Linked DNA regions of Mus musculus: region 1 is linked to region 2. Evidence: chromatin loops called from intact Hi-C (ENCODE). Cell type or tissue: heart. All regions are shown on one strand. Links, peaks and the distances in the headings refer to the core of each region. The heading gives the core; the rest is flanking DNA. Region 1 has its middle 32 kb from the start of Gm32769. Region 2 has its middle 53 kb from the start of Gm32769.

What was found. Hi-C counts contacts between places; a loop is a spot of excess contacts. Peaks named below come from ENCODE experiments on the same cell type or tissue, not always from the same donor. Only the 100,000 strongest peaks of a DNase experiment are listed, where the experiment ranks them.
Region 1: a loop joins it to region 2, with 2.1 times the contacts of the local background. A loop is called at or near these places in 1 of 42 quality-filtered maps.

Annotation. Positions count from the first base shown.
Region 1 is chr9:71,397,787-71,412,810 of GRCm38, reverse strand. No RefSeq gene overlaps it. Among named protein-coding and RNA genes, the nearest start is that of Gm32769, 32 kb to the right of the region's middle. In heart, for the core only: no CTCF peak of the experiment used is centred there; a DNase peak (open chromatin) is centred at 7,820; H3K27me3 peaks cover 984 bases.
Region 2 is chr9:71,313,208-71,328,231 of GRCm38, reverse strand. No RefSeq gene overlaps it. Among named protein-coding and RNA genes, the nearest start is that of Gm32769, 53 kb to the left of the region's middle. In heart, for the core only: CTCF peaks have their summits at 7,784 (motif pointing right) and 12,085 (motif pointing right); DNase peaks (open chromatin) are centred at 6,171, 8,261, 10,451, 10,961 and 1 weaker place; H3K27ac peaks cover 681 bases; H3K27me3 peaks cover 680 bases.

The DNA of each region.
Region 1 (15,024 bases), core at 4,722-12,721, 84 kb before region 2:
GTTGGTTCTCTTCAGGGGCCCTCATGCTGCATGCAGTTCCATTTTTTAAGTGGACCCCTTTAGAGCCTTCAGCCCTAAAGAAGCTTAAAAAAAAAAAGTACAAATAAACCTGTTTCTAGCTTTGAGCATCAAAGACAAACAACCTAAAGGCTTGGGAGTTGGAAGACTTGAGAAAGGATGAAAGACCCAGGACAGCGAGTCCCCAGCCTCTGTTCTGTGCCCACATCATGCTTAGCCTAAGCCTGAGGTTGGAGGCACACAAGACTTCAGAGAAACAGCCTCATTCTGGAAGCTGCATCACAGTGGCCAAGAATGGAGGGAACTCAGGAAGTCCCTGTTCCATGGTAGAAACTAACCCTGGGTCCTAGAGAAAACTTAAGAAAAACTACAGGGTGAGAACTGGATGACTCTCAGAATCAGTATTGATTCTGGAGGGCTGAACTGAACAACTCTAGGGACTGATGGTCACAATCCCTTCAGTATTGTACAAACTGTAGAATTTTCCCTCCTACTGTCCTGTGTTTGTTTTAAACTTCAAAATTTAAACGAAATTTTAAAAAATTAAATTTAAAATTGTTTTGTATCTAGGGGGAATGTCTCAGAGGTAAAGAGCACTTGCTGCTCTTGAAGAGGACCTGAGTGCCCAGGTTGAACATTTCACAACCCCCTGTAACTCTTGCTCCAGGGAGATCCAGCCCCTCTAGCCTCTGTGGGCAGCAACAGTCATAAATGAGCACACATGCACACACTCACACATCTGTGTGGGTATGCATGTGTGTGTGTATACACATGTACACACACAATTTAAAATATATAAATATAAAATATAAATAAGTCTTAAACAAGAAAACAAAGGCATTCATTTTTCTCTTTCTTCTATAGACAAAGAAACTCAGGCTCAGGGAGGATGAATGTCTTGTCTAGTTCAGGGGTTTGACTAAATTCCCAATTCTTGCTGTTTCACTGCTGACCAGTGAAACCAGAGATCAAACAATTCATTGAACATGAGAAGCCTTTACTGTCAAACTTAATGGCAATTTTACTAATGTTGTTCATGTCTACCATTTGGATTCACTTTGTGATTCATGGTTTCTACAGTCACATGACTACAGGACCACATGTGAGGTAGACCAGTTATCCCAGTAAGAGGAACCTCAGGTCAAGAGTCTACTCAAAGACTCTGGAGTTTGGAAACCCAGCATTGCTGGTCACCTTGACTCACAAAAGAGTGTCCCTACCCCTGCCACTTCCCTACATCAGAAGCTCCATTTGGGGAGGTATACCTTTCTAGCTAGGCTGCAGGAGAATGTATCCACTCTATGACTGTGATCAAGGAAGGGAGAATGGTGCATGCTATGGAGCCCAGCCAAGGACAACTCCTCATTTGAACTTCAAAGAAATCCACCACAGGAGAAGCACAGCCATTGGGGTGAACAGAACATCCTTTATTGTTCCTTTGAGATGGCCCCAACCCAGTTTCCACAAAGTCATGCTTCGAATTCCTACAGCATTCTTACATTCCCTCATTACTGGGTCTCTAGGGAAAACCTCCAACCTTTCAACATCCTGGGTTTTCATTTCCAGAGATGCCAAAGATACAATTGTGGAGTCCACTCAAGTAGTTCTTGAAAAATGAAAGCTCATTTTTAAAAAAAAGCATTGCTCTGCAGTGACAAATTTCACAATTATCTGTCTTTCCATATGTCTCTTTTAAGCTTGCCACCAAGCAGTTTCCTTTCAAGTGCCCATGAGTGATCATTTTTCAACTTGTCTTAGGCTACCATGAAGAAAGAGAAGATCTGATGAGAGGTCCTCTAGATCTGAGAAATGTGGAATGAATATATGTGTGTGTGTGTGTGTATATATATATATATATATATATATATATATATATATAAAGTTTTTTAGTGTTTAATTCTCTGTGTGGGGGTAGTGGGGTGGGGGGGGGAGGCACATAAGTTTTAGGTGCCCTTGGAGGCCAGAATAAAGCACTGGATTCCCAGAGGCTGGACTTACAGTGATTGTGGGGCACCCAGTATGGGTGTTAGGAACTAAATTCAGGCCCTCTGCAAGAGCAGTGAATGAGGCATCTCCAGACCCTGGAGCTGATCTCTATGGTCATTTTCAATGAATGAAGGCAATGCCAAGAGTAGGCTAATAACCCATAGGTTACTGTAGATCCATTGAACTGTAAGTGAGAGAGTCATGTTTCAAAGCATAGCCAGGAAAAAAAAAGGCCCAGAATAGGAGGCAATGAATTGATGAGGAAATACAGGTTTTCTCTTTATGAAATTGTTTCCTGAGTAACTGGTAACTTCTATTAGCCAGGACTGTGCCCCCTTTGGCCCATGGCTGTGTACCCCAGCCTAGCCTTTAAGCCTTTCCCCTTAAGTCCAATGCAGGCAAAACAGCAGTAACAAATATGCTTGACTTGCTAAGTCAAGAGGCTTGGGCCTTCCTTCTTCTCCTACCTTATGTAGTCTGGCTTTGTGGAACACAGTCAGTGCTTGATACATTAGTTTTTGTTTTTGTTTTTAATCTCATCAATGAGTTTATAGTAGTAAAATACTTAGTTGGGGGCTGGGAAGATGGTTTAGCAGCTAAGAGCATTGGCTGTTTTTGCAAAGGATCCTGATTTGATTTCCAGCACCCACATTCTGGCTCACAACTGACTGTAACTTCATTTCCAGGAGCCCAGTGCCCTCTTCTGGCCACCAGGGGCACTGCATACACATAGTGCACATACATGCTGGGGGGAAAACCCCCAAGCACATAAAATAAAAATAAATGTTTAAAAATGTAAAACAAACAAACAAAGGACCCCGAAACCCTTAAAATATTTAGTGCTATGGCAGTGATGAGGCTGACATAAAAATCAGAGAACATTTTTGTGAAGTGCTGTACTCGGCGTTGCTTCCTGAGCTAGAGGTTCTAGAACCTGGCTGTCATGATCCCCTTTCAGCTTTCTGTCAGCCATAGTGATGTTTCCCTTTATTCTCCTATTCTGTTTTTACTTTAAGTCATGCATCTTCCTCTCTCTTCTGTTGATGTGGACACCTAGGTGGCAGAGAAGCCAGGTACTTTCTCTTGTCTAAGAGATTGACTCCAAATCCTCTTGTGCCCTTCCATGGACAAGTGGGAGCTAGTGAGCACACATTTTCTGACACACTTTGTAACTTTGCCTAGCACTGTAGGAGCTGCGGGGTTTCTGTCACATCAGTAAACCCTAAGTTGAGTGTCACACATTGTTCTGGTATTTTCAGCTCCATATTGTATGTGCGGGAAGATTTGTTACTCAGTGTGGAAGAGAACCATTTCCAGTGTGTGTTACAGTCTCATTAACCAAACCCACCGAACACGGGCTAAGAGGAAATGTTAAAACAGAATTCTCTGAAATAATTGCTCTTTTGTAATATTAGGAATATCTCAATGGTGACAGTTTGGAAATACTTTAGCTTTTAAATGCTGAAACCAAATGACAAATAAACCCTTGTGAATCATGTTCCAAGAAGGACAGTGAACATTCTCCCTACAGCTGTTCATGATATAATATCAAAATGAGAAACATGAACGTGTGAAACAGCAAGCCCGTGCTGCTCTGCCTTGCTCGTTCTGCAGAGAGCTCTAATGTGAAGGCATCCTCAGGAAGATGCAGCAGCCGTATTTCATCCGATCATCATTTAGCCAAACCACAACAATACTCCTGGGGCCTCTTCAGCTTCACTGACAGGGCCTGTCATTTGAGTTGCTGCAAATGGGATCCTCCACAGGGAGGCTAACTCCAGCTCTCTGTGGCCAGAAAAAAGCATGGATCTTTTAAAGAACAAACAAATTTTGTTTGTTTGATTTTTAAAAGATTTTATTTTTATTTTCATGTGTATGAGTGTTTAGCCTTTATGTATGTATGTATGTATGTATGTATGTATGTATGTATGTATATATCTATATATCTATGTATATATATATATATATATATATATATATATATATATATACCCTGTGCATGCAGTGCCTGTGGAGGACACTGTATACCTTAGAACTGTACTGAGTAGCCATGTGTTTGCTGGGAATTGAGTTCCAATTCTCTGCAAGAGCACCCAGTTCTCTCTCTCTCTCTCTCTCTCTCTCTCTCTCTCTCTCTCCCAAGACAGGGTTTCTCTGTGTAGCCTTGGCTGTCCCGGAACTCACTCTATAGACCAGGCTGGCCTTAAACTCAGAAATTCACCTGCCTCTGTCCCCCAAGTGCTGGGATCAAAGGTGTGTGCCACCACCACTGCCCGGCAACACCCAGTTCTCTTAAGCGATGAGCCACTTTTCCAGTCTCAGACTAATTTATTTTAAATATTTATTTTATTTTATTTTTGTGTGAATGATGTGTGTTTGCGCGTGCGAGTGCAACGGTCACCCAAGGAGAAAAGAAGAACAGGGCATGGGATCCCTTGAAGCTGAAACACAGGTGCTTGTGAGCAGCCCAACGTGGACATTGGGAACCAAAACTCAGGTCCTTTGCAGGAGTAGTACCTGCTCTTCACTGCTAAGCCATATCTTCAGCTGGTAAATACAGGTACTTGTGATGTTTTCTTTCTGATGTAAGAAGAGAGGTTTGTTGTGTTGTTGGTTTGTCGTCAGGGACTTTAAAAAATAAAAGTGAAACAGACACGGGCAAGTGCATATGGTACTGATTTTACTGTGTACCTGAGCTCCTAAATTGCTGAAATTCCTGTTTACATCAAAGGTGGGTTTAAACAACAGAAAGTAGAATTATAACTTTTTTTTAAAAAAAATCCATAATCTTAGTCAATAATTTATTGGCAGAATTCCCCTAGCAACTTAAACTTTTATGAGAGTAGTAACAACTACCATATGGAGCCAACTTGTTCTGCACCAGGCTTGGGATTAGGTGGCCTTAGATGTTGTATCTGACCGAGCTTCATGATCATCTCCTGAGATGCTTCTTCCATTCTGAAGTACAGAACACAGGTTCTGGAGGGTTTCTAAGAAGGCTTCCAGCTCAGGATTGCCTGTCCACCGTGGACGCTCATCTCACACCTGCCTAGGGAATCAGTGAGGGCTAGGGATGTAGCTCAGTCGGCAGAGAGCCTGCCTAGCACGCACAGGACCTTTGCGTTTATCCCAGAACAGCACAAGAGGGGTCATAGTGCACTCAGGAAGCCTCAGCACTCAGGAAGTAGAGACAGGAGGATCAGAAGTTCAAGGGCATCCTATACCTACTGAGCAAGTTTGAGGCCATCCTGAGATATATGAGATCCTGGTCTCAAAAACAAACAAACAAAAACAAAAAAACCACAACAAAAAAAAACCCAAAAACCAAAAACCAAAATAAAAAAAAAAAAAAGAAAGAAAAGAAGAAGAAAGTTGTTCAGGTGTAAAGAGGTTGCTGCTTAGCATAAGTTTGAGCTTTAGAACCTAGGTATAAAAAACTGGGAATCATGCTTTCAGTCACAGTGCTAGGAAGGAGAGAGTTGGATCTTTGAGGTTCAGTGGTTGGCCAGCCTAGGCCTAATTTGTGAGCTCCAGGCCCACGAAAGAGTCTAAAATAAACAAGGTGGTACCCAGGGAACACTGTCATAGAGTTCTGGTCTATGTGCACACAGATTCATGCTCACTAGCACATGTGTGTATGCATGGGTGTGCTCGTGTACACACACACACACACACACACACACACACACACACACACACACACAAATTGGTAAGAACATGGTTACTCATACCTGTCAATAGAGTTTTAGGCTGTGAGTATATAATGGATTATATAATCCATTTGGCTCTCTCCACCCTGTGCTTGCTTTTGGAATGGGTCCTCAGTGGGCTGGGTTGAGTTGGGATTGTGTGTGTTTTCTGAAACCAAGCATTTGTGTCTCGCCTCTCCGGGTTCATCAGAAATGGTATCTCTCCTGGGTGTCACAGCCTCCCCAGGAAGCCTCCCTGTTCCCTGTTTCTGACTGGCCGACAAATCCCTGCTAATCTGGGAGTCCCTGCCGCTCCAAGCAATGCTAATGAAGGGCAGTGGGCTTTGATCATGGACATATGCCCTGTGATAGATGCTTGCTGGCCTGACACACTTTCCCCTCTTGACTCAGGAGTGGGAGGGGAAGGAAGGCAGGAGGTGTCAGTTCAAGGCAACTGGCTCTGTCACCCTTTCTGACATGCCCATTCATCAGGTGGGTCCTTTCTCCATTCCCAGAAAGGACGAGTCCCTCAGGAGATGTGGTTAGAGCAGGGTGGGTGGAATACAACCTGAGCCTCATTCTGAGCTTGTTTGTATGAGAAATTATTCCCACGGTGTTCTGATCCAAGATCTTTCAAGAGAGGCGGGTTTAAGTCCATAGGGGTTCAGAAGGAGACTGCGAGCCCATGAGATAGAGCACTGCAGGGTAGATAGATCCCAAGGGCTGTAGTTCATGATTTTTCCCGCTTCTTGGATTCTCCCTAAGCTATCAGGGTTCAGGGAGTTTCCAACGGAACAACACAGCCTCTGGATTTAGGTTCTGTAAGTTCTGATCCTTGCCTCAGTAAAACTACTCTCTCCACCAAGTGGCCCTTGATTCTAGAAGTGGCCTATGGGCTACTTCCTCCAGGGGTTCCTACCAAAGCTCAGGCTAATCTCTGCTTCCCAGTACCAGGGGAGGTGCCCAGGTTTACTTAGGATCTGTGCATAAGAGCTAGTCATGAGTATATAAGCAGTTCATGGAGCCCTGAGTGGGACAGCTAAAAGAAAAATAAACACATAATACATGAAATCATAGCCTTTCACCAAGGAAAACACACACTTAAGGTGTTTCCTGATGAAGGAGGCTGTGTGGTTTATATTGGTGATCTTGGTGATAGCTTCTCTTTCCATCAGCTCTAAGTTTTCCCTCAGTCCCGTTGTTCGATCACTCAGTATTGGAGTCTTAAGCCTGTGGTTGTTTGGGTGTTAATGGCTACTGTGAATGTTGTACGAATAAGATGAGCTCATGGTGTTCAGTCTACCAGGCCTGGACCATGGAGGGGAGCACGAATCTCTCTAGTCTCTCTGGAACTCCTTCTTCTCATTGTCACCCAAGCGTGAGTACAGGCACAGTGACTTGGCTAAGAGCTGATGGAAGAAGGGGTCGGGTCAAAGTCATGGTCCTTAAAAGCTGACATTTAGAAGACCAGAATAAGAGACTATATTAGTTACCTTTCTCATTGTTGTTACCAGATACCCAACAAGAATCATCACAAGCTCTCTGCCTGTCACCACACGAGAGTGGCAGACAAGGCAGTGAGATGCCCCAGAGTGCAGTTTATCTTCTCTTTTTATTTACAGGTCTGTGTTAGAGACTTTCAGCTCTTTCATTTTTTGATTTATATGAGGCATCAACATGCTCTATCCATGTGGTCAGACCTTTTTTTTTTTTGGTTTTGGTTTTGGTTTTTTTGAGACAGGGTTTCTCTGTATAGCCCTGGCTGTCCTGGAACTCACTTTGTAGACCAGGCTGACCTCGAACTCAGAAATCTGCCTGACTCTGCCTCCTGAGTGCTGGGATTAAAGGTGTGCGCCACCATGCCCGGCTGTGGTCAGACCTTTTACCTCTGCCAAATATAAATGGCTGGTCATGTTTTCACATCTGTGTAGGAAAAAGTCGCAATACTGCTCTATAGATCTTGGTATTTGGGCTCATGGAAATGGCTATGACTGATGAGGACGATGCTAAGAATTAGAAACTGGTCTCTGGTATCCAGCAGTTCTCAGAGACTGTTTATGAGCCTCCAAAAACAGTGAGTTCTGAGGCCAAACTCTGTGTTGAGTCAGGGCCAGAGAAGTTGACTGGTTTGGAATTGACTTTCTCTCCAGGGACCCTTAGAGTAGAATGACCTCAGCCTAGGACTTGCTTCCTGGAATGGTGACTCTCCAGGGGGCTAAACCCACAGTGTCTTCCAGAGAATGAAGACATCACCCACAGAGCAGATTGTCTTCTGTCTCTGTTGAAGCCCAGTGAATCCTTTGTGTTGGTGCCTGAGGAAGCAGGGAAAGTAAGGGGGGAATTGGAGAATGAATGGCTAAGCGAGCCGAACTTCAGATACTTGGTGTTTTGAGGAGAAGCTTCTGGGGTTCATGGTACCCACAGATTAGGAAAGGAAGCGAGCAACTGTAGAATGTTTTGGCGGTGTTCTCTCAACTCTCAGAATGAGTCTTCAGGATGTGGAGGAGGAAATGGGATCATTAGAACAGGGTCACTTCCCTAAGGCCAGCTGACAGCTGAAGAACTAAGATTAATTCGGACTTTTCTCTTTCTGGAATTTTCTGTCAGACTGGGTTGAGAAATCTGGGAAGTGTCCATGAGCTTCAGCGAAGTGAAAACTGATAGTTATTAATTTTGAGGGTAATGAGTTTGTAACGTGTCTGAGAGCTAAAAGTCATAGGAGTGTGAGGTGTCAACTCATGCTTCCTCAGTCCATGAAGTCTACCACTCCCTCTTCAGACCAGAAACCTTGCCATATCTGGGAGTATGGCCATGGAGAGGGGATGGGTTGGGTTCTGACTTCCATGGGCTCCTGTCCTCTTCTCTGTCCTCAGTGAATTTGCAGCCATCCTGAGATCTTCTCTGAGCTGAGCCCAGGGAAGCCGCGCTGGACTGCAGGAAAGCTATAACTTCCCTCAAGTTACAGCTAGTCCATGTAGCTGAGAGTTACATTCCAGATGACCCCAAGGATTCCAATGCCCCAAGGGATGGGCTTAGTCTCTAGGTGTGGGGTTCCCGTTTTTCCCCTTTGGCTACTGTCCTTCTTCTGGAGGGGTTGGGAGCCAGTGAGGGGAAGGCACAGAACCAGACAGCAAATATTCAGGCTTTGTAAAAAGAAGCCATAAACAACACAGAAAAGAATAAACATGGCTGTGTTAAAACAAAGCTTTGCTTAGCTGGTGGGTTGTAGTTCTCCAGGCCCTTCTGCATGCTGACAGGCTTCCTACGGTCCCCAGGTGAGCTGGAGATGTAGTGCAACTGAGAGCTTGCTTTGTACTCAAGGCCTTGGTTCTATTTCTAGGACGGCACCAACCAAGTATGGTGACATAACCTGTTATTCAGAAGACTTTAGAGGTGGAGGCAGGAGGACCAAAAGTTTAATATCATCCTTGGCTACAGAGTCAGCCTGGGTCAGCCTGGACTACATGAGATCTGGCTACAAGACAGAATCACCTCCCCTCAACCCCACAGTGATTCATCACTTTGTATCTGTTAAGATGGCTACCATCAAAAGAGTAGAAATATACATGAGGTCCTGTATCCAGTCCCCAGCTTCTGAAAAAACAAATAAACAAAACCCCCAAAATAAAAACTGGAAAAAATCAAATATTGGAGAGGATGTGGAGAAAATTACTATATGAAATTCAAAGTGTTCTATTCCCTTAAAATCTGCACAGTAGTTCTTTATATAACTAAAAACAGGGCTACCTTATAAGATTAATTATATAGTCACACTTGTAGATTATTCCCCAAAGTCAAAAGATCCAGGAAGAAGCAACTCAAATGCCACTTCCCCACCCCAACAGAGGTGCAGGGAGGCAGGTGGTGGTATACCCATTCAATGGGATTCTGACACATGATACAACATGGACATTACTCAAAATAAGCTATATGCAAAGTGTAAATACTGTATATAAGATATGGAGACCAAAAAAATAGAGTGGTGTTTCCCGGAGGCTTGGGGGAAGAAGAACGGGGAGCTATTATTCAATGGGGTGGAGTTTCAGTGCTGTGAGGTACAACATACCCTAGAGATGAAAGCGGGTGCTGGTTACGCAGCCTTAGGAATGCACCTGCTGTCACTGAGATGTCCACGTCCACTGTTAACATAGTAAACCATGTGTCAGGTGTGTTTTACCTCAATTAAGAACAGGAAAAGCTTCAAGTGATCCTTAGGGGCTGAGGAGACCGTTTAGTCCATAGACTGCTGTGAGCAAGTATGGGTTCCAAGTTCAGATCCTTAACCTCCATGTAAAAAGCTGAATATTGCAGTGCATGCCTGCAACTCCCAGCACCTCCATAATCAGGTAAAGCACACAGTTCCATTGCACAGCAGAAGAGCATCCAATGCCCAAGCTCCTGCAGTTGGTGCGGACTCACCGAGCACGGACAAGAGGCTAGGAACCCCGAAGGAGACTGGCCATGTCCACTCACCACTCCCAGCACACGGGGTGGTGTCTAGTCTGAAGGCAGAGGTAAAGGGTCTGACCACATGGATAGAGCATGCTGATGCCTCATATAAACCAAAGAATGAAAGAACTGAAAGTCTCAATTCTCCAACATAGACCTGTAAATAAAGAGGGAGGGTAGACCGTGCTCTGGGGTATCTTGCTTCCTTGTCTGCCCCTCTCATGTAGTGGCAGCCGGAGAGTTTGCGATGATTCTTGTTGGGTATCTGGTAACAACAATGAGAAAGGTAACTAATGTTCCTTTGTCTTCTACCCAGCTAGTCTTGCTGAATTGGTGAACTTCAAGTTCAGTGAGAGACCCTGATTGAGCAAGAATATACCATGCTGATCTCTGGCCGCTACATACATGCTTGCTTATATATGTATACACACACACACACACAGAGAGAGAGAGAGAGAGAGAGAGAGAGAGAGAGAGAGAGAGAGAGAGAGACAGAGACAGAGAGACAGAGAGAGAGAGAGACAGAGACAGAGACAGAGAGAGAGAGAGAATGATGAACACTTCAGTGTTGAAGAGCTGAGCATGCCTTTGGCCTGAGTTGTTGTTAAAGGCTGAGACAGAATTGCTTGAATCTAGGAGTTTGAGTCTAACATGGCCAGGATAGCAAGACTTGATTTCTGTACAGGGCTGGGGAGAAGAAAAGGAAGCTGAGCCACAGGAGTGGAGTCCCCTGCATGGACACAGTGACCTGCTCATCTCAAGGAACAGTCTCCATTGGAAAACACTTTAAGCTGCTGATGCCTGGCATTGTGCAATGCACTGGGTTGTGGCAGGAAGCAGGGTAGGTCACTGTGTCATGATGCTCCCATTCCTAGGCTGCAGGGCAAAACCACAAAATCAAGAGCAAAACACGGTGTGTTTTTAAATTGGGAGGAGTCTAGAGGGGATGCAGGTGACATTAGAGAAAAGGGCAGCAGCAATGCTAGTGTGATTAGAGAAGAAGCAACTTGGTGCCACTCAGGGAATACCTTCCAATCCCTTCCCCTTCCCTCCCATGCTCTCCTTCCCCCTCCGCTCTTCTCCCCTTCCCTCCTCTCCCCTCCCCCTTTCCCTAACTCACTCTCCCCTTCCCTAACTTACCCTCCACTCCCCTAACTTACTCTCTTCTCCCCTCCTCTTCCCTTCCCTTCTCTCCCCTCCCCTCCCTTTACCTTTCTCTAAGGCCCCTCCCCTCCCCCTCTTTCCATTTTGTCCCCTTCTCCCTCCCCTCTTTTCATTTCTCTCCTTTCATAAACGGGCTGTGAAGCTTCCACTGCAACTAAGGAGGAAGAGGCCACAATAAAGGGAGAGAACCCTACAGTAAAGACACCCACTGCATGAGACGCCAGTGGAAAGAGCTGGAAGAACGGAGGGAGGCTAGCAGGCCAAGTAGGGCAGGAGAGGCGTGTGAGGAGGGCTAGCACCCATGGTCCAGAATGGGAACTCGATTCCAGGGGCTATGTAAGTCTGTGAAGATTTCTCCATCTAGTGTCCAGCCTTGCCTCCCCTCTCCTCCCCTCCCCTCCCCTATGGAAATCTCCCAAGGGAAAGATCCCTAGGGCTGGTCACAACTCACCTCTGCAAACCATTTCTATTACCCATATGGAAAAAATCTAGCCAGCATATTTGAGAAGTTATAGGATGTACATAGTTTTTTCAATGTTTCTTTTAGGGACCATAAACTTTCAATTTTATGATGAGTTAATATTGATTCTGGGCTGTAAACAGCGGGGCCAGTTTGATTAGAAGAGTGGCAGTTTAGTACCAAAAAGGGGATAAATGCTTTCCCTTCTGGTCTTTCCCTCTTTTCCCACTCTTTCCTGTCCCTTCCAGCCCCACTTCCTCCTCCCCCCCAGAATCATAACATACTCAGATCTAATGTCCAGCTCATCCTCGGAGGTCAGTATGGCCTCCAAGGGTGTCCGTGCACCCCTTGGAGCTCACAGTCTGAAGCCAGGGACAGATTTCAGTTTGATGCTAGCTTTAAATTTAGCCAGGTCCTCCACATCAGAACGTCCTGGGTGGGAAAGGACTCCTGAAACCCACTAGAAGTTAACTGATCCCAGCTCCTCCCTTCCCCTCCCCAGCAACTCTCCAGGAACCTAGTATTTATTTGCAGGGCCCACAACAGGAAGGCCGGAAGCAGGGAAGTGCTGGAAGCGGGGAGTGACAAACTCACATTCTAAATAGAACAGTATTGAAGGAAAAAGAAAAGAAAAGAAAACCCAAATCACTCCCTCAAATGCCAAACAGCCCCTCTAGCAGGAAATGATAATTGGCTTTAGGAACGTACACCGTTTAGGGGAGTGCACCGGGCGGGTGGCTGAAACCTTGGTGTGAGGCCGGCAGGCTAGCAGAGAAGGGGCTGTAGGTGGATTGACAAGTTCCCCTTCCCTAGACTTCCGGGGTTGTGCACCTAGTTTTGAAATTTTCCAGGACATCCCAGGAAGGCAGAGATGTCAGTGGCTTGCACATGTAGGCAGGTGAAGGGGAGGACGGACACCAGACATTTTGCTTCGTGACCGCTCCAGTTAGAAGCTGTACTAGGCGCACATTCCACTAGGTGCTCCATGCTCTTTAGTCTCCAGGGTTGTTTATTGAGTCAGTCCTGTAGGCAGCCTAGGGCTGTGGCTTTGGTCATGTTCTGCTTCCAGATTGAAGAGTGTCATGCAGCTGTGGATCAGAGTGACCTGCCCTTTGCAGGAGGGGCAGAGAAATGACCGATCTTGCCCTGAGTCTGAATCAAGAATAGAGTAACAAAAATCCTGACAGACGTTGGAGATGGTCTTTGGAGACTCCCCCGCAGAGGAAACTGCCTGGAACCTTGGGGCAGCTGGTATTCAAAGCAGCTGACCAGGCCTCCCTCATCTCTGAGCTGCTGCAGGGTCATCTGATAAATCCATGACTGTGGCTTGCAACCAAGGACCTTTGATGTCAAAAGGTGACCAGGACAAAGGGGCTGGATGGAAATGAGAGCTTCTGCATATAGAATAAAGCACAAATTCACTAAGCTGCAGTCTCGGTTTCTTACACTCAAAACCTATTTTTCCCTCCTTAGATCTTCTTGCTTAAATTATGCAAATAGACCTCTTTTGGTCTCTTCTTGTCTCCCAAGAGACTGCCAGCATCATTACTTAGACTGTTTCCCAACTTCTCTGGAACTGTCAGTATCCTTAGCCTGGTAGATAAGGTCTGTCAACATCTGGTACCATTCTGACCTTGTAGCTTGCTCCTGATATCCTTAGATATCTAAGGACAGATTGAGTGGGATAACTTGCCTTTTCTTAGCATTAATGGGAAGGATCTGCTTCCGTGCCTGTGTATGCCCCACCCTCTCCCAGGACTATCTCCCCAGGCTTCTGTGTTCTCTGGAAGTTCTGTTTCGTTGGGAAGAATTCAGTTGGAATAGAATAGTGAATGTGAAGCCATTCCTGGCCATCTAGCAGGAATCAAGCTGGTCTCCTTCTGTCTTCCTACAGTTCCATCTTGTACAGTTATTTATTCCTCTGTCTTGACCTTGAGCTGGCATTACCCCTACCATACATACACCATGTATGCTCAGGAGCCCATCCAGGAGTCTGTGAAGGTCAGGATAGGTGTCAGATCCCCTAGGACTGGAGATATAGGAGTTTGAAGGCATGGGTGTTGGGAATTGAACCCAGGTACTCTGCAAGAGCAGCAAGTGCTCTTAACTGCATCTATCTCCACGCCTGCCTCTCCCCCATATGCCTTTTTGAATAAATGTCTTGGTGATAGTCTTAGATGGGATTGATGGAGGAGACTCAGAAATCAAAGAAAGCAGAAGCAGGCAGGCATCTCCAGAAGCAGAATTGTTTTTAATCAGAACAACCAAAGGACACTGGTCTCTCTGTGGGAGTGGAGCTAGGTCATTAACCCTTCAGGGCCTGTACTTCTTTCACAAGGCTTTGTAACAGGCGGCACTAAACAAATTCACTCTGAGTGACTTATTTGCCAGCTCTGGTCGATAAGAGTAATTAGTTGGGTTGGTTTCATCGAAAGTCAGTCCTCTCACCTGCAGTCTCCTTGTGAGTCTGCTTAGCAGGGCATATCACCCGAGTGTCCCCTCCTCCTCTCCCTCTCACATGGTCCACCCAGTTTCCAGCACTGTGACTAACTTATGGAAGAAAAGAGACGTACAGTTGAGTGAGTGCCTTTGTCCTTTTGTGCTCCTTCTGGGGTGAGTCCTGATTCAGACCCACTTCTGGAGTTTGTGCAACAGCAGAAAGGTTCCCTCCCCCCCCACCCCCTGTCCCCAACAATACAACTGAATGTCTAAAAGCTACGACCCCCCCCCCAAACTGTTCCACAAAATATGTTTTCTTCTCCTTGCCAAGTATGCTTTCATAGCCGGCATTTCCTCCCCTGACTCCCTCTAATGATGTGTATGTGTGCTTGTGCATGTGGAAACTCAGGGATGATGGTGGGGACCATCGTCATTAGCTCCTCCACCTTCTGCAATGAGGCAAGATCTCTCAGTCAAACCCAGAGCTCGTCGGTGTGACTCCTTCTGCTGTCTGGCTTACTCTGGATACACTGTGTTTCTGGCAAGGATGACAGACAGTTCTCTCAGTCTACCTGGCATGTAAATGGACTCTGGGGGAACTGAACTCCTGTCCATATGCTTGGGAGGAAAGTGCTTAGCCACTGAGCCATGTCCCTAGCCCCTAAACTTGCCCTTCTTTTCCTTCTAGTCTAGAAATAGATGGCTCAGGAAAGACCTCTGTAGACTTGCAACCTCCAGCCTGCTCATTTCTCATTCTCTGTTGGGTCCATCCTTTAATTGGAAGTTCCTCTTGTATCATAGCTGAAGTGCCCTACCCTA
Region 2 (15,024 bases), core at 4,111-12,110:
ACTGTCAACAGAATGAAAATATGCATTAGAAATTGAGGGGAAATATTTGTAAAGCACATATCTGATATACACAGAAAGAACTGTCAAACTCTCATAATAATGAGTCCATGAGATTGGCCAAGTAGGTAAAGGTGTTTGCTGCCAGGTTTAATGGCCTGAGTTTGATTCCTCGGAGCCACAAGTTGGAAATGTTGTACTCTGGCCTCCAAAAATAAATCAATTTAATAAAAATTTAAAAGCAAACAATAAAAAACCTAAAAAAATATTAGAAAGATGATTTGAAAAGACACTTGGCCAGCAAGGCTCACCAGGTACAATAATTCATAAAAAGGTGCTGGACATTATTGACCATTTGAAGACCACTGTTAAAGAGACTAATAGCATCGAAAGCCTACAGAAAGAAATTCTGGCCAAGATGCTGAGCCACTAAAATTCTCACACACTCACAGGAGTGCAAAGTGGTCTGGCTGCCTTGCAGAAGAAGCTGACAATTTTCTAAAATGTCGAACATGCTGCCCACCAACCTCTTTCCTGGATCTTTACCCATTCACACAAAAATGTTTATAGACGATTTCTACAACACTGATAAATATTAGAATGGAACCAGTGAGCAGACTGGGTGTGTCCATGGTGCCACTACTGTGTAATGACTGCATAGAGCCACAAACACATACGACAATGTGGCCGAGAAACATGAAGTGTAGCATGCCCAAATTAAATGCTATATGTGCATGATTCAACATATGACATTCTTACAATGCAGATTATAAAAACAGGAAACAGATCAGGAGCCAAAGTTGGGCAGGAGTCCACTACACTAGACCATGAAGAATCTTTGGAGTGCTGCAAGTGTTTATATCCAAATTATGATGCTGGTTATCAAACCGGGTGTGTTTGGCAGGATTTACAGGACTGTGCATTGGCAAGGACTGACTTATTGTATGTTATAACTCATGTGTGTGTGTATGCATATTTAAGTGTGTGCATATGTGTGTATTTATATGTATGTGCATAGGTATGTGTGTACACATGTGTGTGCATAGGTATGTGTGTACACATGTGTGTGTGCATAGGTATGTGTGTACACATGTGTGTGTATGCACATGTATGTGTGGGCACATGTGTGTGTATGCACATGTATGTGTGGGCACATGTGTGTGAAGGCCAGGCCAGGGGTGAACCTGAGGTGTTCTTTTTTGGGAACGGTATACCTCAGGTTTTTATGAGACTCTGACCTGTCAAGCCACTGACCTGTGGGGTTGTTTGTCATTACAATACAACGTATCTTACTCTGAATAATATTACCACTCTCATGTGCTCTTTAGGAGGTTATTTTCCCAAAGATCTGTATTAGAGTTTTTGGTTATAACCTCAGAACATGAGAGAGAGAGAAAGTTGTCACGGCCCTTGAATCCTGGCCCTGAAAGCAGAGTTAGCATTAAGTTGGTCCCCCCTCCCCCCCCCCCCATAGCTAGGCACCCATGGACAGGTGGTGGCCCAGTTGCAAAGCTGTGCTAACTATGGCTTGGCCTCTGTGTCTCTGCCCAGGAGCCATTTTCCTTGGTATAGAGAAGCTCCGTCCCTCCCTGGCAGCCGCTTTGCAGGCTGAGCCCCTTGGGCAGCAAGAGCATCCGGAGTCTTCCTGTTTGGGATCCTGTGCCCTGGCTGGCTCCTGCACTTACAAGCTACATTTTCCTGTTCAGGTTGCAATGTTCTGTGGAAAATGTGAAGCAGAAATTGTTGTGATAAGCCTGGAGCTGAGGGGCCTCTGGGGAGCAGCCCTGGTGAGCTGGGTCACCTCATTTCATGAGGGCCAGCCCTGGGGGAGACTCCACAGGCTTAATTAAAGCCAGCAGGAAACAAGGGAAGAAAAAAAAAAACCCAGGGAAAGAACAGCAAAACCAAAGCCACCTCTGTCGGCTAGGAAGCAACCTGGGGATCCTACACACTTGAACCCATTCACAGTCCAGTCAGTCTCTGAGCATCATGGACTAGGGAAAGGCAGCACAGTGGCATTGTGGGTAATAGAAAGTGGAGCCTGGGGAAGTGAAAGAATGTGAGCAGAAAGGCAAGGAGGCTGCCCCAAGGAAGTCTTAGCATTCCTCTGGAAACTGTAGGGCAGAACTGGCCGTACTGTCAGTGTAAGAAGCTGGGGCTTCCTAGCCAGCCAGCCTATCCTCATTGGCCATTGAGAGACCCTGCCTCAAAAAGCAAGGCAGATAGCTAGCTTCTGTGGCATGCATGGCACGGGAGGTTGTCTTCTGGCCTCTTCACACACATACACACAGATGCACATGCATGCACGTGTACACCTGCACACATTGTACCTGCCACACAAACTGGCACAGACATTTTAATACACACATAAAAGAGGCTGCACCTGCCTTTTCTCTAAAGGCACTGGTCCACCATGGGACTGGATCCTTCATAGTGACCAACTGAAGGTTCCACCTCCCAACAATTGCCAAGATGGCAGTCAGATTTCAACATCAAGTTTGGAGAAGATAGTCAGACCAAAACCAGGGTACTGTGGCTGGGGAAGATTCATGAGCCTTCACCTCTTCAACCAGGGACATCATGTTTTTTTTCTGCCTTAAGTTTTGTAAGAAAGAATCCACAGATGTGACATGATTTGCCCACATTCTTGCTAAGTTCAGGACCATTGTAGGGCCAACACCCACATCTCCTACTTCCAGGCAAAGTCTCCTTGTTCTCCAAGACATGCTCCTGGATCAGAATCAGCTGGTGTGTCTTCATTCCTGCCTGAGCTCAGGTACCGTTGTCCTTTCATTCCAGATTCTGAAGAGAACCGGGATTTAGGGTAGAAAGGACTCTAGTCTCGGGAGTGGGGTTTTGTGTTTCACTAGAGAGGACTTGTTCAGGTAGAGGTGGCTCTTCCACATTGTATGAAGAGAGGCAGACATAAAATGAACCTGAGCCCCTCATCTCCAACCTTCCTCTCACTGTGAATCTACACTCCCTCAGCCCCTTGAACTGTCTCCCTCGGGACCATCCCGAAGATCCAGCCCCAGCTTCCTATGTCAGATGCGGACTCCCTTCCTCAGTCTATCATCACAGGACACACTGGCTTCAGAGCCAGCTAGGGATCCCTTCCATTTCTGATGCACCCAGCTCTTGACAGCCATGACTTCCTCTCTCCAGCCCTATCCCCGCACCTGGTTCCAGACTACCCATGCTCAAGAAGAAAAGGTCCTCCATCATCTATTACAGAGGAGAAATGGCATGGAGGGATGGAGGGACACATCCTCTGCTCAGTTCCTCTGCTCTGTAGAACTCCTTATTACTGCCCTCTCGGGTCACTGTTGCTGGTGGCAGAGGACTTGGAAGCAGCCGCTCTGGGAAGGGCTAGTTCAACCACAGAGAGAAAGCAGCGGTGACTCAATGTTCTGCTCCTTGAGTGACACATCTGACTCTCATCTCCTAGCCCACATCCACCCTGCATGTCCCCCTCAGCTTTGTGACCCCAGCACATGTACAAAGCTCCAGAAACAGCTCTGCATGCAGTGCTAGATGTTTGTTTAATGTTTAGTGTAATTCATATGTGTATACTGATATACTGATGTGTATGTATACGTACATACTGGATTAGTACACTTTGTTCATACAACATTCATATTTATACATTTAGTAATATTTATGTTAGCATATGCTTACATAGTACATTATTATATGATATATAACTTGTAATAATTGCTGTGTGTATGAGTGTATGTGTGTGAGAGAGAGAGAGAGAGAGAGAGAGAGAGAGAGAGAGAGAGTGTGTATTTCATTATCACATGGGTTCTGGGGATCAAACTCAGGTCTTCAGACCTGTAGGACAAACACTTTCATCTGCTGAGTCACCGCGTCAGCCCCTGAAGTAGTTTAAAAACTCCAATGTGTGCACTCCCTGACAAGCTGTGAAAGCACTTAATGGCTATCAACAGGATACTGCTTGCCATGGCCAAACCAAACAGGCACCTGGGTCTACAGGCACAGCTCAGCTGGGAGGCCTGCAAGCTGCTCTGTCTTGGAACACACCCACCCACCCACCGGCGGGTGTCCCAGCACTGGGAGGATGCCTCTGAGGAGGCTCCTGCCTCGCACAGCACAGCACAGCACAGCACAGCACAGCACAGCACAGCACAGCACAGCACAGCACAGCACAGGACAGCACAGGACAGCACAGCACAGCACAGGACAGCACAGGACAGCACAGCATTGCAGCACAGCACAGCACAGGACAGCACAGGACAGCACAGGACAGCACAGGACAGCACAGCACAGCACAGCACAGCACAGCACAGCACAGCACAGCACAGCACAGCACAGGACAGCACAGGACAGCACAGCACAGCACAGCACAGCACAGCACAGCACAGCACAGCACAGCACAGCACAGCACAGCACAGCACAGGACAGCACAGCACAGCACAGCACAGCACCTCTTTTATGGGCCTTGATTTATTCACCTGCACCAGGGCTGAGGAGAGGGAGCAGGAATAATCCTTCTCTACCACGGGCCTGTGAGAAACAATTAGAGAAGCACTGAAAAGTGTTGGCATGAACAAATTCATCTGAAAAACCACTTGAATGGGTCTCTGGGGAAGGACAAACAGACTTTTACAAGTTCACAGTTACTTAAGCTAAGTCCAGGTGATGATGTTTTATTTCAGGAAAAAGAAAACACCATGTGCTAGCCTAGTTGCTCATGTTGGGACTGGGTGAGGACTGTCTGGGGAGGAGGGGTCCCAGGACCAGTCAGTCACCATTCCCAGCCACACACTGGCTGCATCTCTGACAGCACCCCAACCCCTACCACCTCCTTGTCCAGATGACAACCCCTTTCATAGTTCCTCATAGCTTTATGTAGCCTTCATTACTTTTGTCTTTGTTTAGAAAATTTTCAGAGGAAAATGCCCTGTAAGAACTCAGAGTTTCCCTTTGACATAGCACGGGGGCAGCTAAAAAATGTCTGCCTTGGTCTCAAAGTTTTCTAATTAGTCCTCAGGAATAAGAGGACCACCCATTCTAGTTGGCAAATATGACTATCTCCCTCTTCTCTCTTCTTCCTTCCTTCCTTCCTTCCTTCCTTCCTTCCTTCCTTCCTTCCTTCCTCCCTTCTCTTCCTCCCTCCCTCACTCCCTTTCTTTCTCTGTTCTTTATCCTCCTTTCCTTTTAAATGTTATTTTAATGATTTACTGATTCTTGTAGCTATGTTTATAAAGCTGGAAGCTGTATCTGTTTGGTAGTAAAAGTGACTTTGTCATCCCAACAACTTGGAGAGGAACAATCACAGATTCATGGTATTTTATCTTAAAAACGTGTTGCTCTAGATCTGAAAGGACGTAATGTCATTTAGGCCTCTGAGAACCACACCGACCTTCTGGGTCTCAAGTCTTGCTTGAATAACTTGAGCTGCGAGAGTAGTAAGGAAGGATAAATATAATTTTCTCCTTCAGTAAGCCTGACGCATGCTGTGGCTGCTCCCCTCCTCCTTTCCTCTTCCTCCTCCTCTTCTTCCCCCTCCTCCTCTTCCTCACTTCAGTCATAAGAAAAGTCAGTTGAGGATATGAAGACAAGGTAGTGCAACTACCTAGTTATTGCTATATTCTTTTGACTCACCACTTAACCTTTGTGGGACTGTGTTTGCTCATAAATAAACACAAGCAGCTTGAACTAGATTACGTTTGTCAGAAGTAGAATCCTTTTCTCAAAGTCTTGCTCAGGGCCTTCTTGTGGGAGGCAGACAAACTGGGAGTTTATGGGTTTGAAGGGAGTTGGAATATTGCTTGTCCAACTCCAATCCAGGGCCCAGGCTGAAGAGCCTGGGAGGCAGAGTAGGGCTGATTTCCGATCTCTTCCAGTTCTGGTAGGTGAGACTATGAGGATCACAGACCTTGGCCCCTCTCTCTGATGCTTCCTCTCACCTTGTACCTTCTCTGCTCCCCATAGCTGAAGATAGGACCATCTGATTCAGATATGGCTCCATGATAGCCGGGCCAGCCCACCCGCTGCCAGCATACCTCATCCTCAGCCTTCATCCTCGGCTCCCCTAGCCCTACCCTGTTCCTGAGGCCCTGGCAGATGGGAAAATTGCCCGAGCCCTGGGAGAAGGCCGGTGGAGCTTGGGGAGCTGGTGACCTCACAGGGGAGGAGATCAGAAGAGGCTGAGCTCATCTGACCCAGGGCTGGACAGCTGTGAGAACAGAGGGAGGCCTGAGCCACTCCAGGCAGGGAAGGAGGAGGCGCTGGGGGGCTGTCTCCCAGCTCCAGGTGGTACCTGCTTTCCCTCACAGTCATTTTTATGTGGGCAGTTGGAGAGAGAGAGAGAGAGAGAGAGAGAGAGAGAGAGAGAGAGAGAGGTGGAATCCCAGCTCCTTTCCCTTCTAATTGATTTCCTGCTCTGTCTGTTTCTCCCACCTCTTCAGACTTTATAGGAATTTTGGGTTATTCAGCACACCCACCCTCCTTCCTGTCAGACTGGACTTCATTTCTCACATTCCACTCGGGGCCTTGGCTCCTAGAGCCAACTGCCCTGGTTAACCTAGGTAAGATATTAAACTTCGCCCGCCTGAGGGAATCACCCATCATCGGCCCCCGAGGCCTGGATCTCTCCCTGGTGAAACTGTGGTGATAACAGTTCTCATGGTATTTCCAATTAAAAATTCCTGACGTGCTTCCAGCCTCAGCCAGGCACAGAGGAGGGTGACGGTGAACAAATGGTGACAAGGAGAGAGAGAGAGAGAGAGAGAGAGAGAGAGAGAGAGAGAGAGAGAGAGAGAGAGAGAGAGAGAGAGGAGGCTGGAGAGAGGAGGGGCCAAGAGAAAGATGGGTGTGGCTAAACTGCCTAGGTAGGAAGGAGGGAAGGAGAGAGAAGCAAGACTTGTTTGTGCCAGCTAGGACAACTGAGTCAGCTGGCACTCTTTTGCTGTTCCTTAATGAGCTGAGCACGGTGTTTTGAATTACTCTTTATTAGCGTAGTTCTATTATACCTATCTATCTGTACCTGAGGTTCTCCAGGAGGAAGGAATTTCAGAGGCCTAACCCTTTAAGGAAGGGGAATTCTCCTTGTTTGTCGGCCCCACATCTACAGAGAATCATGCCCAGCAAGCTCTGACTGCAAGGCAGAGGTACTTGACAAATAGTTTTTGTTGAAAGCCCTGTATTCACCCAGAAGGCGTTCTACAGGAAGAGATGGGAATGAGAAAGAGAAGAAAGGGCAGTTATGTAACGTTCCCAAACACAACTGGAGAGAGCACACTACTCAGAAGAGGAAGTGAGAACCTGCCATTTCATAAGCAAAGGAGCACACCAGGAATCCCACAGGCACCCCACTTCCACACAAATCATGTGGCAGAGGGAGTCACTGGGATCTAGGTTGTCAGGGGGTCACTTCAGGAAAGTCACACAAAGGTTTCCCTGAAGCCTGGGGCCAGGAAGCTCTCTCAGTCAGATCCAGTCTCCCTCAGATCCTTCTCATCTCACCTCAGAGGCCAGAAGAGGGCGCATTGCAGTGTAAGCGGGTCTTAAGCCTCCGCCATGTCTCTCCCTCTCTAGTTCCCATTAAAGTTGGCAGTCAGGATTGACCATCACGGAGTCTGGAGCGTGGCTCAGTTCTAACAGTCAAGGGAAGGCACTGAGGCTGCAGGAGTCTAGTGGGGATACAGAGGACGTGGAAGCAGGGAGTGGAGGGTGGGTGGTGAAGGGTAGAATAATCAGGAATGGAAAGTAAGCTGCAGTGAGTGAGTGAGTGCAGAGAAACATAGTCTAAGTGAATGAGAATTAACCAGTAGAGGGCGCTGTGGTAGACTAACCAAAAGGTCTGATGCTAGAGGAGATGCAGCCCCAGTTGGGAAAGAACTTGAGAGACTGAACTGAAGGATTCAGTGAGAGGTATAAGGATTCTCTGGATTCTTTTCTTCCACGCTGGTGAGGCAGGGTGGTAGATAACACTAACTAGGCCCTGGTGTGGGAAGCTGATGACAGATTTTACTAAGCTCTTCTCATGTCTAGACCAGACCTCCCCGCATCACCTTGAGCTCGACCCTGTGGCACTAATCATTATCTGTGCAATTTTGTGTTTATTATTTGAATTTCCTGGAAAAGTATTAGTTCCATGAGGGTGGGACCGAGGCTGCCTTATTCTCCAGGAATCTGCAAGGCTTGCCTTGTTGGCATCCAACAACTGTTCATTGCGTCGATGAGTGACCATCTGCCTTGGCCCTGTCCTGCCCATGGGAAATCTCCATTTGGAACAGTCCCCAGTTTTGTAGCCTCCTCATATCCCAAACTGGATTCCTTACTAACTTCTCATGCTGGAGTTGAAAGACCCTGGGCTGGGAGTCAAAAGATTGGGCCTGAAGTCCCACTAGTTATGCGTTGTACTAGCAAAAGATTTATGGAGAAGTCAGAAATATGGTCCCGATGTGTTAAGTAACCTGAAAACCAGGCCTCGAGAACACAACCAGACAAGTGAGCCACAGTGCGTGTCAGGTGGAAGGCACTGGCACCAGGGTATCTGGTAATGGCTCAATTTGTATTCTTCATTTCATATGTGTTTTTAGATTTTTTGTGTGTACTGATGCACATGCACGTGAGGAATGTGTACATTTGGAGGCCAGAGGACAGCCTCAGCTGTCATTCCTCAGAGGTACTCAACCTTGTTTGTTTAAGACAGGGTCTTTAATTGGCCTGCAGCACACTAAGTATGTTAGGCTGACTGGCCAGTGAGCCCTGGGGATCCACCTGTCTCCACCTCCCTGGTGCTGGGATTACAGGCCCCGTCACCAAGCCCAGCTTTCTAGGGATCATACTCAAGTCTTCAAGCTTACAAGTCTTCAGTCTTACCAAACGAGCTATGCTCCAGCCCCTCATTTTCATTTTGTTTTCTTTATTTATTTTTTAAAAGATGTATTTATTTATTTTAAGTATATGGGTGGTTTTTTCCTTTTTTTTTTTTTTTCTGAGACAGGGTTTCTCTGTATAGCCTTGGCTGTCCTGGAACTCACTCTGTAGACCAGGCTGGCCTCAAACTCAGAAATCTGCCTGCCTCTGCCTCCCAAGTGCTAGGATTAAAGGCGTGCGCCACCACCGCCTGGCTTGTTTTATTTTTTAAATCATATGCTACAAGAGGAATCTCAGAGCAGACCCGGGATCTCCAAGGAATGACTAGTTTCTCCCTAAATATTGGTCTGCTTTGAATAGAAATTCTCTAGGGGAGTCTTTATAGGCACTTGGGTCTTAGTGTTCCCTGGGAAGGAGTCAAGAGTTAGAGGCCTTGGGTAGGGCTCAGACTTGTGGGCCTGGGAGGAAAAGTGCTAACTTCAGCCCAGGATCTCGTTCTCATCTCAACCTGTAGTGTGACCATAGACAACAAGACACTCAGCCCAGCCCAGGACATGCTTCTACGTGTCCTACATGGAGAAGTTCTTCTCTAGTCTAATTGCTGCCCCCAGGGTGATCTGAGAATAGCAATGTTGCTGCAGATACAGAAGAACAAAGCCGAGAAAGGCAGAGCTAGAGGCACCAGGCCATTGACCTGTTTAGGGACACTATGAGACACATGTTCAAGTCTCCAGATGTCTTTGCTGTTATGACTTAAAGGGCTAAAACTGAATCTGGTCCTGAACATTGATTGCATTGGGGCACTGGTCACCACTCAGCTTCTGAAGTAGGTTTGCCCTACCTACTTCTAAGACCACTGTGTTCTGACAGTAAGAGCAGTTCTTGAAGAACACAGAAGACAACTATGAACATCGTTGTTCAAGCATGTTTGTTTGTAGACAGCTTGCCATTTCAGCTGGGCTAGCTGAAGTGAGCTCTGGTATTACAAGTCTGTGTTAGCATGCATTGCCTTCTTTCTCTTTGTAAATTAAGGATTCCAGGGATCGAGCTCGGGTCCTCATGTGCCTCAATGAACCATCTCCTCAGCCAGCTTTGTCCATCTGTCCTTACTATTTACCAGGCAACAAAGCCATCCACCCTTCCAGCCGTTTAGTGATGTGCCTACTTTTCTCATCTCTGCCTCCCAGATGAGAACATGAAGTACAGCTAGGACTTGTCCAGGGTTGTGAGGCAGTGCTGAGAATATTAAGAGTTTGGATTCAGGCAGCCCAGGGCCCAGCGACCAGGCCTATAACTATCACTATAGATTCTCTCTTATGCTAAGTATGTGTTTCCTGCAGCTTAGTTCCACTCCAGCTGGGACACTTCTAGTCTAGAGTTCATGTTGGGTCTCTAAGAAACATCCAATTGCAAAGCAGGCAGCGTGCAGAGGACTGCTGTGTCCTGGGGAGAGGAAATATTTTGCTTCGTGAGTGTAAATGGTGCGTACAGGTTCTGCAAATTGTCCTCCAGGGGCTCCAGGCTGTGCTTACAGGAAATGCTCAAGTGTCCACTCTGGACAAGATGAGCCCCAGGAGAAAGAACAGGTACCCAGCTCCCATTTGCTGGGTTCAGTCAACAGCCTAGGCAGAGCTGACTGCCAGACCTCGGACCTTGTATCGCCCACAGAGGCCTGACACTATTCCAACACATCAATGGTGAACTCTCTGGCCATGGCGTGAGCTATCTCAATACTAAACAACCAAGATAAACACCAGGACACAGGAATTCAAGCTCAAAGTGTGCCGACCAACAGATGACAGCATGTGGACCACTGAACTAGGTCCCATCTTAACGTAACGGACATGCTTCCAAATTAGTGCTTTTTAACCCCTCTTGAAATTGCTTGGATTAGAATAAACTTCCCCACAAGCCTGGAAGCAATATGCTACAGTTCCTCCTTTCGCATCAATCTTCCAGCTGTTGCTTTGCTAGGATTAATTTGCCTCTGAGGGATTTCAACACCCTCCTCCCTAGTGGATTTTCAGAGCCTGTAATGTCATGTAATCGGGACCATGTTATTTTTGTCTGGATCTCTGGGAGTGATGTAAGAGGGGAAGGAAACTAGCTGACTCCCAGCCATTGGACCAAAGGTTAAATTAGTCTTGGCCTTTCCCCAGCTGGACAGATCACTGGCCAAGCATTTACTGCACATAGCCACACAGAATGGGAGTCCTCTCCCTTTCTTCTGCAATTACTTCCCCTAAGATATCCTTCCCAACCCACAACGCCTCAAGTAATCCATCCATACTTCCAACCCTTTCACCCCCTCCCCCCATCTTCGAAGTACATGCGGAAGCCCCTTGTGCAGGACGGTCATGGCATAGAGATGTGAATTTATGAGAAAGGACGTCCATCACTCAGTGGCTTCTTGGAAGACACACTGCCTGGTCCTCAGCCTTGTCATCAGTGTGGAAGTGGGTATCACACAGACCTCAGAAACACCGTGGTGGCTCTAGATGTACTTTCCACGTCACTGCCAAACAGCGAAAGCCCCAACCACTGCCTAGACCAAGAGCTGGTCTGCTTGAAAGACACAGAGGACTGTCAACACCTTCAAGCTAATACTTACAGCAAGCCGTTCTGGGGACCTGGAAGAGCATCTTCAAAGAACATGTCTTCATGCTCGCTTTTTGTTTTGCATTCTAAGGCAGGACTTAAGCTGTGCCTGTTGAATAACACCTTAGGCCTGGTGAAATGCCTGGTTTTTTGTTTGTTTGATGGTTGGTTTTGTTTTTGTTTTGCCCTTTCCTTTTGTTAGTAAGCAGCCACTCATCAAATGGCTTTAGGTTAAGTATAGGCTCTTGGGAAAATACCTCTCTAGTAGCAGGGGACATGGTAACACAGCAAAGTGAACTGGTACATTGAAACTCAAAGAGAGCTGATATTTGCTAAGACATCCTCAAGTCTGTGCAAACTTACCGTGCGTTATTTCCTTTAGCAGGTCCAGGAGGAAGGCTGTTTATTGTTCTGCTTTCAGAGTTGGAATTCACACATGGAGAGTCTGAGAAACAAGCCCAAAGTCTTGGAGGCAGACTGAAGAAGGTTTCTGAGAGGCTAGGGTGGGCCTGCCAGGCTGTCCTGCACTATTTCCCAGCAGTGGGTGACCGGTCCAGGCTCAGCTTCTTCCTCTGTGGAGTAGGGACAGTGGCATGCTCCTGTCCTATAGACATGGGTCACAGGTGAACTCAAAGTGCTCACCAGCAGGAGGCACTGTGCAAGTGCCTTGTGAGAGACCTTATCTTCTCTGCATCACACCGTCCACCCGAACACCCATCACCATTCTCCCACAGATTTTGAGAGCTCAGCATTCAGGCAGGAACTGAGGTCTTGGGTCCCTGCTCTCCACCTTTCCCAGTCCTAAACAGTCACAACAAGCCAGGTTTGGGGCAAGCCTTGACTCTCAGTACTCAGGAGGTGGAGGCAGAGAGATCTTTCTAACAGGATGGCTGAGTCTCTGTGTTGGAATTGGTCTTGTCTACAAGACGGTTCCCCATTTTCTCTGTTCACTGACTGGGTTCTGCAAGACTTGACTGTGTGCAGATGCAGGGCCAGCCATTCCTGCCACGCAGAGGTCCCTGACCCTTCCTGAGGTGGGATCAGGGTGGTGAGTAAAATGGCTTCAGGCAAGCAAAACATCACTTTCTGTTTGTGTTATCTAATGGAAGATTTTTGACTCAATCAAACACTTTAACTGAACCCTTAAGGGCCTTGGAGAAGATTCTGGGTCAGCACAAGGTTTGAACAAGATCTTTGCTGGGAGATGAGTCCAGGGGCAGGGGCCTCCACACCTCCTTTGATCCAAGCTTTCCATTGGCCGAGGGGAGAAGATCGGAGGACAGTGCCAGAAACCACATGACTCAGGAGAGCAGGAGTTATTGCTATCCCTTCCATCAAAGAGAAGCAACGTCGACTGGGTAAACACAGGCGCGTTTCCACTATTTATTCATGAAAACCTACCCCAGGTTTGTGAGTTAACCGCAGCTATTTTGGAAGTACACTGTTAGGCATTCAGGCACCGAAGCCAAGCTGTCAACGGGGCCTTCATTATCCCTCTTACTAATCGCCACTGACTGTTTTATATTCTGTTCTTTCATTTCCCCATCAGCCAACACAGAGAGTAACCAGGACATAGAAACAGACTTAAAGCCACTTTGACTAGTCTGAACTTAGTTGGAGATTAACTTGTGTGGTTAAGAACAATGGTGATAGCCTTGGCCAATTTCAAATGAGTAACTTCCACAGAGGGACCATGCTTAGAAACAGTTCTTGGGCTAAGCCAGGGTTCTAGATGCAACCACTCTCCTTTCAGGGAAGTTATTGTCAGGAAACAATTGTCTGGTGGGTCGTTCCAAGTACCCACCTCAGGCATTGGGGAAGCTGACATTTGGGTCTCCCATCTGAGCACTAACCAGGCTCAAGCCTGGCTTAGTTTCTGAGATCATATGAGCTGTGCTCAAGGTGGTATGGCCACAGATAGCGTGTGGATCTCAAAGGGGAATATAAAAAAGTGCTACCCCAGACTCCCAGATAGGTAAACTGATCTGGTGTGTCTGAGGGGAGCTTGGAGACCTTTGCTTTGCAAGTGTTCTGCTTAATCTGAAACGCAGAAGGCTTTAGGGTCTACCTGTACCCCACCCCTCACCTTGCACTGCTGCAATTTAAGATAATACCTTCATAGTTGTCTGAGGAACTAGAGAGTGTGTGTGGAAACAGCATGATGCTGGTGTATGGCCACAGCTGAGTGAAAAGATGCTTGCCGTTTTGAGAGCCGGAGCTTGGCACAGGAGGACACTCCATAGCCTCAGCACATGGAAGCCATTTGTCACAGATTACCCTGGAGTCATACAGTTGAACCTGAGAAAAGGAGTGACCAACTGGAACCACTCTCAGCCGGGGCTGCTCTCACGAATCCTGGGGCTTTCCTCAGGCTGAGTCTCGGGGCCAAACCATATACTTCAGCTGCCCCGCACTGTCTAAATGGAAAGCTCTGTATCTTGAAGTTAACAGCTCAGAGACACCCTCGCCTGTTCTCCGAGTCATAGGTCAGCAGGCTGCTGAAGGGAGAAGTCGCAGGCCAGACAGGTGCATCCACCTCAGAAGTGTTGGCTGGACCAACTGGTATCAGCAGGTGACCCTGGACAGCAATTTTTTCCTTTAATATGGATTATTAAATGTTTGAGATTTCCTGTTTTATGATCATACGTGTGTTTAAATATTTTCTCTGAACCAGGATTTCATGTACTCTAGGCCAGCCTCAAACTCAGTTATGAAGCTGAGGTTGACATTGAACTTCTAATCCTCCTGCCTCTGCTCCCAGATGTTGGCAGTATAGGAACGCACCATCATACCTGTTTTCATACGCTTCTGGGGACCAAACCCAGGGCCAGCCAGGTGCACATTAGGTGAGCGCTCTTATCAACTAAATTACATCTCCAGCCGAAAATATTTTAATTACTTCATCTCCAGAAAGTGGAAAAGGCATTACAAAAATCCAAACACAATATAAGATTCCCAATTAGTTACAGGAAGCAACTGAGGTTTAGGAAGGGAAGGGAGAGAAGAGGAGAGGATGTAGGTGGGAAGGGGAGGAGAGGAAGGGTAAGAAAGAAAGAGAGGGAGGGGAGAGGAGGGAAGGGTCTGGAGTTTTACCACCTTAGTCTTCCTTTTTGTTTTATAGTAGACTAGGTAAATAGCCACACATCTACTGTTCCTTCAGCTCTTTGATTTCTTGTTACAAATAGCTCCAAAGGGTAAACCAGTGAACTGTGGACCAGCAGACACAGCTTCTGCCACCGAGAGAAGGGACTTATATAGTAGCAGCAAAGAGCACTTCCGAACCTCAAGAGTCATAGATATTTTAGCCTGTGTCGACTGACGAGATGCCAGAGAGGTTGTGTCCTGTGTCCTGCCATATAGCCATGCTGGCTCTGACCTCTGGGATACCGACTGCATACCTTAAATGTGCCTCCTACAATCCTCTTCAACTGGGAATGGCTAAACCTGAGATGAAAACACTGAACCAACGGCAGTGGTCTGTGTCTTACCCATGATTCCTCGGTGCTGACAAGGGACAGCAGCACTTCACAGTTCAGGGCCTCTAGTCTCACCACAGTCTCAAAACTGGACCGTTTGAAA